Linked DNA regions of Homo sapiens: regions 1 and 2 are each linked to region 3. A link is a loop called in an ENCODE intact Hi-C map of the cell type or tissue named here. Cell type or tissue: HCT116. All regions are shown on one strand. Region 1 has its middle 13 kb from the start of C5AR1. Region 2 has its middle 9.4 kb from the start of INAFM1. Region 3 overlaps SLC8A2 (solute carrier family 8 member A2).

The links. Peaks named below come from ENCODE experiments on the same cell type or tissue, not always from the same donor. Only the 100,000 strongest peaks of a DNase experiment are listed, where the experiment ranks them.
Region 1: a loop joins it to region 3, with 15 times the contacts of the local background. A loop is called at or near these places in 58 of 110 quality-filtered maps.
Region 2: it touches region 3 in a loop (6-fold over the local background); 56 of 110 quality-filtered maps call a loop at or near these places.

Annotation. Positions count from the first base shown.
Region 1 is chr19:47,294,504-47,298,503 of GRCh38, reverse strand. No RefSeq gene overlaps it. Among named protein-coding and RNA genes, the nearest start is that of C5AR1, 13 kb to the left of the region's middle. In HCT116, a CTCF peak has its summit at 2,215 (motif pointing left); a DNase peak (open chromatin) is centred at 2,193.
Region 2 is chr19:47,282,266-47,286,265 of GRCh38, reverse strand. No RefSeq gene overlaps it. Among named protein-coding and RNA genes, the nearest start is that of INAFM1, 9.4 kb to the right of the region's middle. In HCT116, a CTCF peak has its summit at 1,778 (motif pointing left); a DNase peak (open chromatin) is centred at 1,755.
Region 3 is chr19:47,425,873-47,429,872 of GRCh38, reverse strand. It overlaps SLC8A2 (solute carrier family 8 member A2), which reads left to right. Exons shown (of 10, transcript NM_015063.3): 10 at 1-1,856. Among named protein-coding and RNA genes, the nearest start is that of MEIS3, 8.3 kb to the right of the region's middle. RefSeq lists enhancers at 407-701, 903-1,470, 1,387-1,681, 1,471-2,039. In HCT116, a CTCF peak has its summit at 2,407 (motif pointing right); DNase peaks (open chromatin) are centred at 1,582 and 2,402; H3K4me3 peaks cover 1,552 bases; H3K27ac peaks cover 850 bases.

The sequences.
Region 1 (4,000 bases), 130 kb after region 3:
GCTGTGATTGTGCCACTGCACTCCAGCCTGGGCAACAGAGTAAGACTGTGTCTCTAAAACAACTAAAAAAAAAAAAAAATACAGAATGGAAGCTGATATTATTACACTGAAAATTCTAGAATTCTCTAATTCTAAAGTTGTAAGTGTTTAAGAGTGTGATTCGAGTCGAATGTTGCTTACCTGAGGCTGAGAAGGGAAGGTGGGAGGGAGACATAAAGAAAAATGGGTTAATGGGTACAAAAATACAGTTAGAACCAGATGCAGGGACTCACACCTATAATCTCAGCACTTTGAAGGCCGAGGTAGGAGGATTGCTCGAGGCCTTGAGTTTGAGACCAGCCTGGCCAACATGGCGAAACCCTGTCTTGATTAAAAATACAAAAATTGGCCGGGCACAGTGGCTCACACCTTAATCCCAGCACTTTGGGAGGCTGAGGCGGGCAGATCACGAGGTCAGGAGATCGAGACCATCCCGGCTCATATGGTGAAACCCCATCTCTACTAAAAATACAAAAAAATTAGCCGGGCATGGTGGCGGGTGCCTGTAGTCCCAGCTACTCGGGAGGCTGAGGCAGGAGAATGGCATGAACCTGGGAGGCAGAACTTGCAGTGAGCTAAGATCGCACCTCTGCACTCTAGCCTGGGCAACAGAGCAAGACTCCGTCTCAAAAAAAAAAAAAAAAAAAAAAAAAAAAAAAAAATTAGATGGGCATGGTGGCACATGCTTGTAATCTCAACACTTTGGGAGGCTGAGGTGGGGAGATCACTTGAGGTCAGGAGTTCAAGACCAGCCTGGCCAACATGGCTAAACTCCATCTTTACTAAAAATACAAAAATTAGCTGGGAGTGGTGGCGGGTGCCTGTAATCCCAGCTATTTAGGAAGCTGAGGCAGGAGAATCACTTCAACCCGGGAGGTGGAGGCTGCAGTGAGCAGAGATTGCACCACTGTACTGCAGCCTGAGTGACAAAACAAGACTCTGTCTCAAAAAAAATACAAATAATAAAATAATGAAGATGCTAACCTGAGCTGGCTTGAGGAACAGGGCAAACGGGTCCAGGTGGGGAGTCCCCTTCAGTTACCCAACTTTAAGGCCATAGCCCCCTCGCTACCAAAGTGTGTTTTCTCGATCCGCATCATCAAGCTTCCTGGACATGTTAGAAATGCAAGATCTTGGCGGGGCGCAGTGGCTCACGCCTGTAATCCAGCACTTTGGGAGGCCAAGGCAGGTAGACTGCCTGAGGCCAGGAGTTCGAGACCAGCCTGACCAACATAGTGAAACCCTGTCTCTACTAAAAATACAAAAAATTACCTGGGCGTGGTGGTGGGGGCCTGTGATCCCATCTTTCACTCGCGTCCGTGTGAAGACACCACCAAACAGGCTTTGTGTGAGCAATAAAGCTTTTAATCACCTGGGTGCAGGAGGGCTGAGTCCAAAAAGGGAGTCAGCGAAGGGAGATGGGGTGGAGCTGTTTTATAGGATTTGGGTAGGTAAAGGAAAATTACAGTCAGAGGGGGTTGTTCTCTGGCTGGCAGGGGTGGGGGGTCACAAGGTGCTCAGTGGTGGAGCTTTTGAGCCAGGATGAGCCAGGAGAAGGAATTTCACGAGGTAATGTCATCAGTTAAGGCAGGGACTGGCCATTTTCACTTCTTTTGTGGTGGAATGTCATCAGTTAAGGCAGGAACAGGCCATTTTCACTCCTTTTGTGATTATTCAGTTACTTCAGGCCATCTGGATGTATACGTGCAGATCACAGGGGATATGATGGCTTAGCTTGGGCTCAGAGGCCTGACACCATCTACTCGGAAGGCTGAGGCAGGAGAACTGCTTGAACCCAGGAGGTGAAGGCTGCAGTGAGCCGAGATCACACCACTGCACTCCAGCTTGGGTGACAGAGCGAGACTCTGTCAAAAAAAAAAAAAGAGAGAGAGAGAGAGAAGGAAAGAAAGAAGAAAGAGAAGGAAGGGAGGGAGGGAGGGAGGAAGGGAGGGAGGGAGGGAGGAAGGAAGGAAGGAGGGAGGGAAATGCAAGAGCTGTGGTCCTGCTCCAGCCCTGCTGAATTAGAACCTGCATTTTAACAAGACCCCCAGGTGATTCCTGGTCACCTTTAAGGTATAAGAAGCGCTGAATGAGTACGTCACCAGGAGACACTGGCCGGTTCCCTTCCTGCTATCATCATGTAGATGGCGCCCCCTTGTGGAGATTTTATTGAGACAAGGTTTGGCTCTACCGCCCTGGCTGGAGTGCAGTGGCGAGATCTCAGCCAACTGCAGACTCGAACTCCTGGAGCAATCTTCCCACTTCAGCCTCCCGAGTAGATTGGACTACAGGCACGCGCCACCATGCCTGGCTGATTTTTTTTATTATTATTGGAGAGATGAGGGGGTGTCTCGCTATATTGCTCAAGCTGGTCTTGAACTGCTGGCCTCGGAGATCCTCCTGCCTCAGCCTCCCAAAGCACTGGGATTGCAGTCATAAGCCACTACACCCAGCCAGCCTTCTTCCTTTATGGCAGGGGGTCTATCTCTTGTTGGATTTGATCATGGGTGCGTGATTTGTAATCAGCTGAAAATCTGAAAGCACGGCAGAGATGTTTTCTTGGAAATAAGCAATTTGTATTCTTTTTTTTTTTTTCTAGACAGAGTCTTGCTCTGTCACCCAGGCTGGAGTGCAGTGGTGCAATCTCGGCTCACTGCAGCCTCCACCTCCCGGATTCAAACGACTCTCCTGCCTCAGCCTCCCGAGTAGCTGGGTTTACAGGCGTGTGCCACCATGCCTGGCTAATTTTTGTATTTTTAGTAGAGACAGGGTTTTGCCATGTTGCCCAGGGTGGTCTAGAATTCCTGACCGCAAGTGATCCGCCTGTCTGAGCCTCCCAAAGTGCTAGGATTACAGTCATGAGCCATTGCACCTGGCAATTTTCTCCATTTTAATAAGCCCTCCAAGAAGGTAACAAGGTCTTGTGGGCAAAGAAATACATATGAAACTACATCAACATCTACAGAAGAGTGGCAGATTTGCTTGGGTTCCCCAAACGCAGATTCTGAGACAATGACTTGGGTGATGGCAGTTTATTTGGGAGGTGATCCCAGGAAGCAGGAGTGAGTTAGAGAACCAAGTCAGAAACAAGGCCAGGCGCAGTGGCTCACACCTGTAATCCCAGCACTTTGGGAGGCCAAGGCAGGCAGATCACCTGAGGCCAGGAGCTCGAGACCAGCCTGACCAACATGGTGAAACCCTGTCTCTACTAAAAATACAACAATTAGCCAAGTATGCTGGCGGGCGCCTGTAATCCCAGCTACTTGGGAGGCTGAGGCAGGAGAATCTCTTAAACCCGGGAGGCGGAAGTTGCACTGACCCAAGAACACACCACTGCACTCCAGCCTGGGCGACAGAGTAAGACTCCATCTCAAAAAAAAAAAAATAAGAAAGAAATGAGAGAAAAGCCAATAAGCGCGTGCTGATCAGTGCGTCACAGCTGGGGGAAACCGGGGCTCAATACGGCTGGGGATGCTCTGAGAAACCAAGCAGAAAATACCTCCGAATCTTCCCACTGAAGGATGAGGAGTGGGCCGGCGTGGTGGCTCAAGCCTGTGATCCCAGCACTTTGGGAGGCCAAGATAGGAGGAATGCCTGAGGCCAGGAGTTCATGATCAGTCTGGGCAACATAGTGAGATCCCATCTCTCAAAAAAAATTTGTTTTTCATTAGCCAGACATGGGGCTTGTGCCTGTAGTTCCAGCTATTCGGGAGGCTGAGGAAGGAGGATCATGAGCCGGGCACGGTGGCTCACACCTGTAATCCCAGCACTTTGGGAGGCCGAGGCAGGTAGATCCCTTGAGGTCAGGAGTTCAAGACCAGCCTGGCCAACACCGTGAAACCCTGTCTCTACTACTAATACAAAGAAATCAGCCGAGCCTGGTGGCACACACCTGTAATCCCAGCTACTCACAAGGCTGAGGCAGGAGGATTGCTTGAACCTGGGAGACAGAGGCTGCAGA
Region 2 (4,000 bases), 140 kb after region 3:
AGGTGCCCACCACCAAGCCTGGCTAATTTTTTTTTTTTTTGTATTTTTAGTAGAGACGGGGTTTCATGAGAATTGCTTGAACCCGGGAGGTGGAGGCTGCAGTTAGCGGAGATCGTGCCACTGCACTCCAGCCTCGGCGATAGACTCAAAAAACAAAAAACAACAAAAAAAGGCACTAATTCCAAAAGGCCACACCTCCCAATATCATCACATTGAGGATTAGGACCAACCACTGTCTCCATCCATTCAGCGCTGCTATAAAATAATACCACAGGCCGGGCGCAGTGGCTCACAACTGTAATCCAAGCACTGTGGGAGGCTGAGGCGGGTGGATCACGTAAAGTCAGGAGTTCGAGACCAGCCTGGCCAACATGATGAAACCCTGTCTCTACTAAAAATATAAAAATTAGCCGGACGTGGTGGCGGGCACCTCTAATCTCAACTACTAGGGAGGCTGAGGCAGGAGAATCATTTGAACCCAGGAGACGGAGGTTGCAGTGAGCCGAAATCATGCCATTGCATTCCAGCCTGGGTGACAAGAGCAAAACTTCATCCCCCCAAAAAAATACTACAGGCTGGGTGCAGTGGCTCACACCTGTAATCCCAACACTTTGGGAAACTGGGAAGCCAAGGCAGGTGGATCACCTAAGGTCAGGAGTTTGAGACCAGCCTGGCCAACATGGTGAAACCCCGTACCTACTAAAAATACAAACAAAAATTAGCCAGGCATGGTGGCGGGTGCCTACAATCCCAGCTTCTCGGGAGGCTGAGGCAGGAGAATCGCTTGAACCCGGGAGGCTCAGGCTGCAATGAGCTGAGATTGCGCCACTGCACTCCAGCCTGGGCAACAAGAGTGAGACTCTGTCTCAAAAATAAATAAATAAATAAATAAAAATAAAAAATAAAATAACACCACAGCCTGGGTAATTTATAAAGAGAAATTTATTAGCTCATGGTTCTAGAGGCTGGGAAGTCCAATGTCAAGGTACTGGCAGGTTGGGTGATTCTGAAGCCAAGATACCTCCTTGAATTTATAAAGAGAAATTTATTAGCTCATGGTTCTAGAGGCTGGGAAGTCCAATGTCAAGGTACTGGCAGGTTGGGTGATTCTGAAGCCAAGATACCTCCTTGAATTCCTGCTCCACAGAGCAGGAATGCTTTATCTTTACATAGCAGAGAGCAGAAAGGCAAAGAGGCAAAAGGGGGCTGAACTTGCTCTTTTATAATAGTATTCATCTCACCCAGGTGTGGTGGCTCACACCTGCAATCCCAGCACTTTGGGAGGCCGATACAGGTGGATGGCTTCAGTCTAGGAGTTCAAGACCAGCCTGGCAACATAGCAAGACCCCCCATCTCTTCTAAATATTTTAAAAATTAGCTAGACATAGTGGTGCATGCCTGTGGTCCCAGCTACTTGGGAGGCTGAAATGGGAGGATCGCTTGAGCCCAGGAGTTCAAGGCTGCAGTGAGCCATGAGCAGGCCACTGCACTCCAGCCTGGGCAACAGGGCAAGACCCTGTCTAAAAAAGAAAGAATGAAAGAGTCTTGAGACTAGTAAGTTTGAGGATCGCTGCTCTATGTACAGCTGAGGTGAGTAAAGGCAATAGCTAAACTACACACACGCGCACACACACACACACACACACACACACACGTCTCCACCTCTCATCCCCACACTCCTACCTCCCACATCTCTGGAAGTGTCTGCAAACTCCCAGCAACTAAATGTAAAAATATAGATTAGTTTCCTCTGCTCAAAGTAGACAGGCGACCTCTAGTGGACAAAAAGGGTATTGATTGACAGCACACTATTTCTTTGCTGATTTTGTGGAGTCCGCTGAAATTCTAATAGCAGAGGGCACAGATGTCGCCTGAAATGAGAACTTTCTTTCAGTATATAAACCTTAAACCCTGCACCATGCCTCTTCTCATACACGTTCTCACACATGCACACACACACACACAGACCCACAGTCACACTCAATGTACAATCACACACAGACTCAACTAGACATGCACGCATACTTTTTTGACACAGGTCCTCGCTGTCACCACCCAGGCTGGATTGCAGCGGTGCAATTACAGTTCACTGCAGCCTTGACCTCCTAGGCTCAAGAGAGCCTCCTGCCTCAGCCTCCCAAGTAGCTGGGACCACAGGTGCACGCCACCGCACCCCGCTAATCTGCTAATCTTTTAATGTTTTGTAGAAACTTGGTCTTGCTATATTGCCCAGACTGGTCTTGAACTTGAGCTGAAGCAATCCTCTCACCTCGGCTTCCCAAAGTGCTGCGATTAGAGGAGCAAACACACTTTTATACACCCAATCACACAGATGCACACTGAAACAGTCAAATACACACATTCACACTTACATACTCACACTCACATATACACACTCAGTCACACAAAAACCACACCCTCATGCACAGACACACTCATCCAGGCCGTCACAAACACAAACACGCATTCGCCTAACCACACAACACTAAAAATAGCATGTCATTGACAATGGGAACTTACTAAATGAACGTCATTCTCTACTTTTAAAAAATTACCAGAAAGTTAGTTTTTTCCCTGAGCCATTAAATAAATGTTGAGCAAATAATTAAGATGAATCTAGGTTTGGCAGTGGGCCAAATTACAGGTCCGCAAGCCCTTAGCAGGAGTCCTTGGGGACAGATGAGTTGCAGAACTCAGAATTGTTCCAATTTTAGAAAGGCAATTTTGAGTGAATACCATGCATTATGTAACACTCTCAGAGGCCTGATGCAGGCGCCCCCTTCTCTCCCATCAGACGTGGTAATATTTTTGCAGCAAAAAATGTGAATATTCAGGGCTGGGCATAGTGGACGTGGTGGCTCACGCCTGTAATCCCAGCACTTTGGGAGGCCGAGGCGGGTGGATCACCTGAGGTCAGGAGTTCGAGACCAGCCTGGCCAACATGGTGAAACCCTGTCTCTACTAAAAATAAAAATTAGCCAGGCGTGGTGGTGCGTGCCTGTAATCCCGGCTACTCGGGAGGCTGAGGCAGGAGAATCGCTTGAACCTGGGAGGCGGAGGTTGCAGTGAGCCCAGATCGCACCATTGCACTCCAGCCTGGGCAACAAGAGCCAAACTCCGTCCCAAAAAATATATATATATATACAGATTTTGTTTGGTAGTTCCTCCATAAATGAAACACAGATTATCAGGCGGGGCATGGTAGCTCATGCCTGTAATCTCTTACACTTTGGGAGGCCAAGACAGGAGGATCACTTGAGCCCTGGAATTCAAAACCAGCCTGGACAACATAGGGAGATCCTGTCTCTACAAAAAAATAAAAATTTAGCCAGGCATGGTGGCGCACACCTGTAGTCCCAGCTCCTCAGGAGGCTGAGGCAGGAGGACTGTTTGAGCCCAGGAGTTGGAGGCTGCAGTGAGCTATGACTGCATCACTGAACTCCAGCCTGGGCAACAGAGCGAGACTCTGCCCAAAAAAAAGTTCAAACAAAATATTGTACATGCATGCTCACAGCAGCACTATTCACAATAGCCAGAAGGTGGAAGCAACCCAACTGTCTATCAACAAATGAACGGATAAACAAAATGTGCAAAATGTGGCCTATCCATACAATGGAAATTTTTTTTGGAGACAGAGTCTCACTCTGTCGCCCAGGCTGGAGTGCAGTGGTGCGATCTCAGCTCACTGCAACCTACACCTCCTGGTTCAAGCAATTCTCCTGTCTCAGCTTCCTGAATAGCTGGGATTACAGGTGTGCACCATTACACCTGGCTAATTTTTGTGTTTTTAGTAGATACTGGGTTTCACCATGTTGGCCAGGCTGGTCTTGAACTTCTGACCTCAGGTGATCCACGCACCTCGGCCTCCCAAAGTGCTGGAATTACAGGCATGAGCCACTGCGCCCGGCCAATGGAATGTTATTTAGCCATAAAAAGGAATGAAGCAGGCGGGCACGGTGGCTCACCCCTGTAATCCCAGCACTTTGGGAGGCCGAGGCAG
Region 3 (4,000 bases):
CCCTGCGGTGACCCCAACTCCAGCCCATCCTGTTGGTGACCGTCTATATCCCTGGGGAAATTTCCACCCCAGTCCCCTCCCCAGGGAACCACCCCCAGTAACCATCCTGGGGAGTTTAAGGTCTCTCTCCTTGGTCACCCAGCCTGGCTTTGCCCCCAAAGTCTCCCTTCCCCTAGTGACCCCCCCCCCACTTCACCCCATGTCCCAGAGCCTCAGAACCCACCCTCCCTGGGGGACCCTCGAAGGAGGCTGTCAGAGGCCGTCTCAGCTCCCAGCCCTTCCCCCCAGCCCTCAGGGAGCTCCGCTCAGCCCCGGCGGGGAGGAGCGGGTGGGTGTGCGCGCAAGGAGGCCGCACACCGTTCCTTCCAATCCCTCCACTCGGGTTCTTGGGAGGACACTCATTCTCCAGGCTCGGAGACGAGGGGAGAAGTTTGGGGTTTCAGTCCCAGGGCTTAGCCGGAGGAAGCACATTTTGAACCTGCAACTTCAGACATTCCAGCTCCCCCACTCGCCCTCCACTACCTCTGAGAGCCCAGCCACGCCTTGGAGGGAGGGGCTTGTGTGTGTATATAGTGTGTTTGGGGGAGGGGGGACGCGGGAGGGTGCATGTCTTGGGAAAAGGGGGTGACAGACAACTTTTGAGAGGGCAGCAGACTCCCTCAGCCATGAGAACCAGCTTTGGGGAGGAGGCCGGGAATCAAAGCGAGTCCAGTTGATCTCCCCTGACAATCTGGAAGGTTCCTTTTGCCCTCAGTGCCAGCCAATCCGGGCAGGACCCTCGAAGAGGAGACCGAGGGTCCCAGAGGACCAATGCTACAAGCCAGCAAATGCTGCCACATCTCTGCCTGATGGGGGGTGGGGATGGGTGGGGGGATGGGACTGGGCCAAGGGATCTGGGTGGGCATTTTTAACTTTGGAGGCCTTCCATCTGTCGGTAGGCCATCTGCATTTTCTTACTGTTGATGTTTCCTGCCCAAAGGACACATTTGGGCAGTGCCACCCACTCCTTGGGCCCCTAGGATGACCCAACTACCCCCATAACTTTCTGCTTCCCACAGGTTTTCAGCATTCTATCGTCCTGTTGTGCTCAGCCCCAACATCCCAGACCCGTTACCCACTACCCTTCTCTCCCCCAGCTCATCATCAGTCGCTGTCTCTTTTCTGTGATTTCTGTAAAAGTTGCCATAAAACTTTGAAATTCTGCCTGAAAAACAGTCCCGTGGGAAGCTGGGATTCAGGAGGAGGGGGCTAATAAGGTCTCTGACTGAGATTTGGGCAACTGTTAAACCAAGTAATCTGGGTTTTTGCGGCCCGCGGTCGTCTGCGGGACACACCCACATATAGCAGCAGCGCCGGGGTCCAGCCGCCAAGCTCTTCCACTCGCCACGCCCCCATCAGTAATGAGCTTCCACTAGCCACGCCCCCATCCGTCAGCCTAGCTCTTCCACTAGCCACACCCCCATCCATCAGTCATGGGCTTCCACAAGCCACGCACCTCCACTCTCCATGCCCCCATTCGTCAGTCGTGGGTTTCCACTAACCACGCCCCCATTCATCAGCCAAGCTCCTCCACTTGCTACGCCCGCATCCGTCAATTACGGGTTTCCACTAACCACGCCCCCATTCATCAGCCTAGCTCTTCCACTAATCACACCCCCACTTATCAGTCGTGCTTCAGCCACGCCTTCCTGCTTCAGTCAGGGGCTTCCACTAGCCACGCCCCCATGCATGAGCCACAAACTGTTTCTCTTTATGGGCATCCTGGGAACACAAAAGAGAGACGTTCATTTGCCTGAGCCAAAGAGCTGGGGTTGATGGGGTTTCCTAAATAAAGCAAGTAATTTTCTCAGATCCTACAGGAGGAGGGGTGTGTGTGTGTGTGTTGTGCCAAAGGACACAGCCTGTGTAAAGGTGTGCAGAGTTGGGAGATAATGGCTTTTTCAGAGCCCTGGAAATGGTTATCATGAACGAGGTATGGGGTGCGTGGGGAGTGAACTTGAGGACAAATCATAAGAGACTTTATCAGCCACTCTAGGGAGCTTGGAATATATCCTAAGAGTAAAGGGGAGCTTTGCAAGGGATTTAAGTGGGGGAAGGAGGCAGGCGGTTGATATCACCTGATTTATTTTATGAGACGTTCCTCCTGGCTACTGGGGGCTGGGAGACCAGGGACAAGGCTGGAGCAGGGACAGAGGCAGCAGACGAGGGGAGAGGGGAGTAGGAGGGTGGGAGGGCGATGGTGAGAAGGGAGTGGTTGAGAGAGAGAATGGATGGGGCTGCGTGAGGGAGTTCAGGGAGTGCATCTTGGCAGGAGAGAGGTGGTGTGTTCATTCAAACGGAGTAGCCAGGGAGAGTTGGGTGAAAGGGCTACTGAGGAGTGGGCAGGGTTGGGGAAAACGAGGGAAGGTGTAGTACCCCAGGGCTAGCAGCAGAGGGAGCAGTTGCCATACCTGGGCTAGAAGGGGTGAGCAGAGGCACCCGAGGCTGCAGAGACCTGGGGACCTGAGTCTGTAGAGTAGAAGAGTACAGGCATCACCAACCTGCACTGGGGATAGCGGGGCGCCGGGAGAGTAAGCACCTCGACCTCATTCTGCTCCCACCTGCTAGTCTCCTGCCACTTCCTCCCACCGGCCGCACCCAACCTGAAGTCCAAGGTAAGACAATAGGCCCACGGCATGGTGGCTCACGCCTGTAATCCCAGCACTTTGGGAAGCCAAAGCAGAAGGGTCGCTTGAGCCTAGGAATTCAAGACCAGCCTGGACAACATAGCGAGTCCTCGTGTCTCCACAAACTTTAAAAGTTAGCCAAGCGTGGTGGCATGTGCCTGTAGTCCCAGATACTCAGGAGGCTGAAGCAGGAGGATTGCTTGAGCCCAGGAGGTCGAGGCTGCCGTGAGCTAGGACTGCACCACTGCACTCCAGCCTGAGTGACAGAGAAAAACCCTGTCTCCCCACTACCAAAAAAAAAAAAAAATCGACCTTTGGCTTTAGGCCTTGATGAGAACAGGTTTGTGGAAGGTGTAGGGGCAGACGGTGCACTGATCTGCAGTGGGAGGTGGGGAAATTGAGTCAGGGCATGTAGATCACTCTCTGGAGAGTCCTGATGTGAGGAGGGGAGGTTGCTGGAGGAGCAGTAGAGGGCATTGACTACAGGGGCACAGGAAAGCAAGGGAGGCCTGTGCTAACAGCAGCTGGCAGTGATGGGGACCCCCCCAAGCATGATCTGCTTAAACCTATTGCCAGTTCTATACATCACCCCATTCCACGGAAGAGGAAACTAAGGCTCAGAGAGGTGAAGCAATGTGCCCAAAGTTTCACAGGTAGAAGGGCAAAGATGGGACAGGATGAGTTCCACGATGTAGAATGGGACAAGGGACACCTTCAAATTTTTTTTTTTTTAGATGGAGTTTCACTCCTTTTGCCTAGGCTGGAGTGCAATGGCGCGATCTCGGCTCACTGCAACCTCCACCTCCCGGGTTCAAACGATTTTCCTGCCTCAGCCTCCCAAGTAGCTGGGATTACAGGCGCCCGCCACCACACCTGGCCAATTGTTGTATTTTTAGTAGAGACAGGTTTTACCATGTTGCCCAGGCTGTTCTCAAACTCCTTTGAACTCCTTACCTCAGGTCATCCACCCACCTCAGCCTCCCAAAGTGAACTACTGTAATCCCAAAGGATTACAGGCGTGAACCATCGTGCCAGGTCTGGGACACCTTCATCTTAACAAATGCAAACAAAGGGGGTGTAGAGTCTTGGTGCAGGAAGATGAGTAAGGTCTCAGCTGCAAAGAGAGACACATTGAGAGCTTGAGGCTTGGAAAACATGAGGACTTTCACACCTGTCCCGTCACCTCACCCCGAAGGTCATGATTCTCACCTGGATGCAAAGAGCTCTATGGGGTCAGCTTGGGAGTGATTAACATTGTCCTGGGAGGCAGCATAGTGTAGCGGCTGACTTTCTCTGTGCCTCAGTTCCCTCATCTGGAAAATGCGTGATGATGA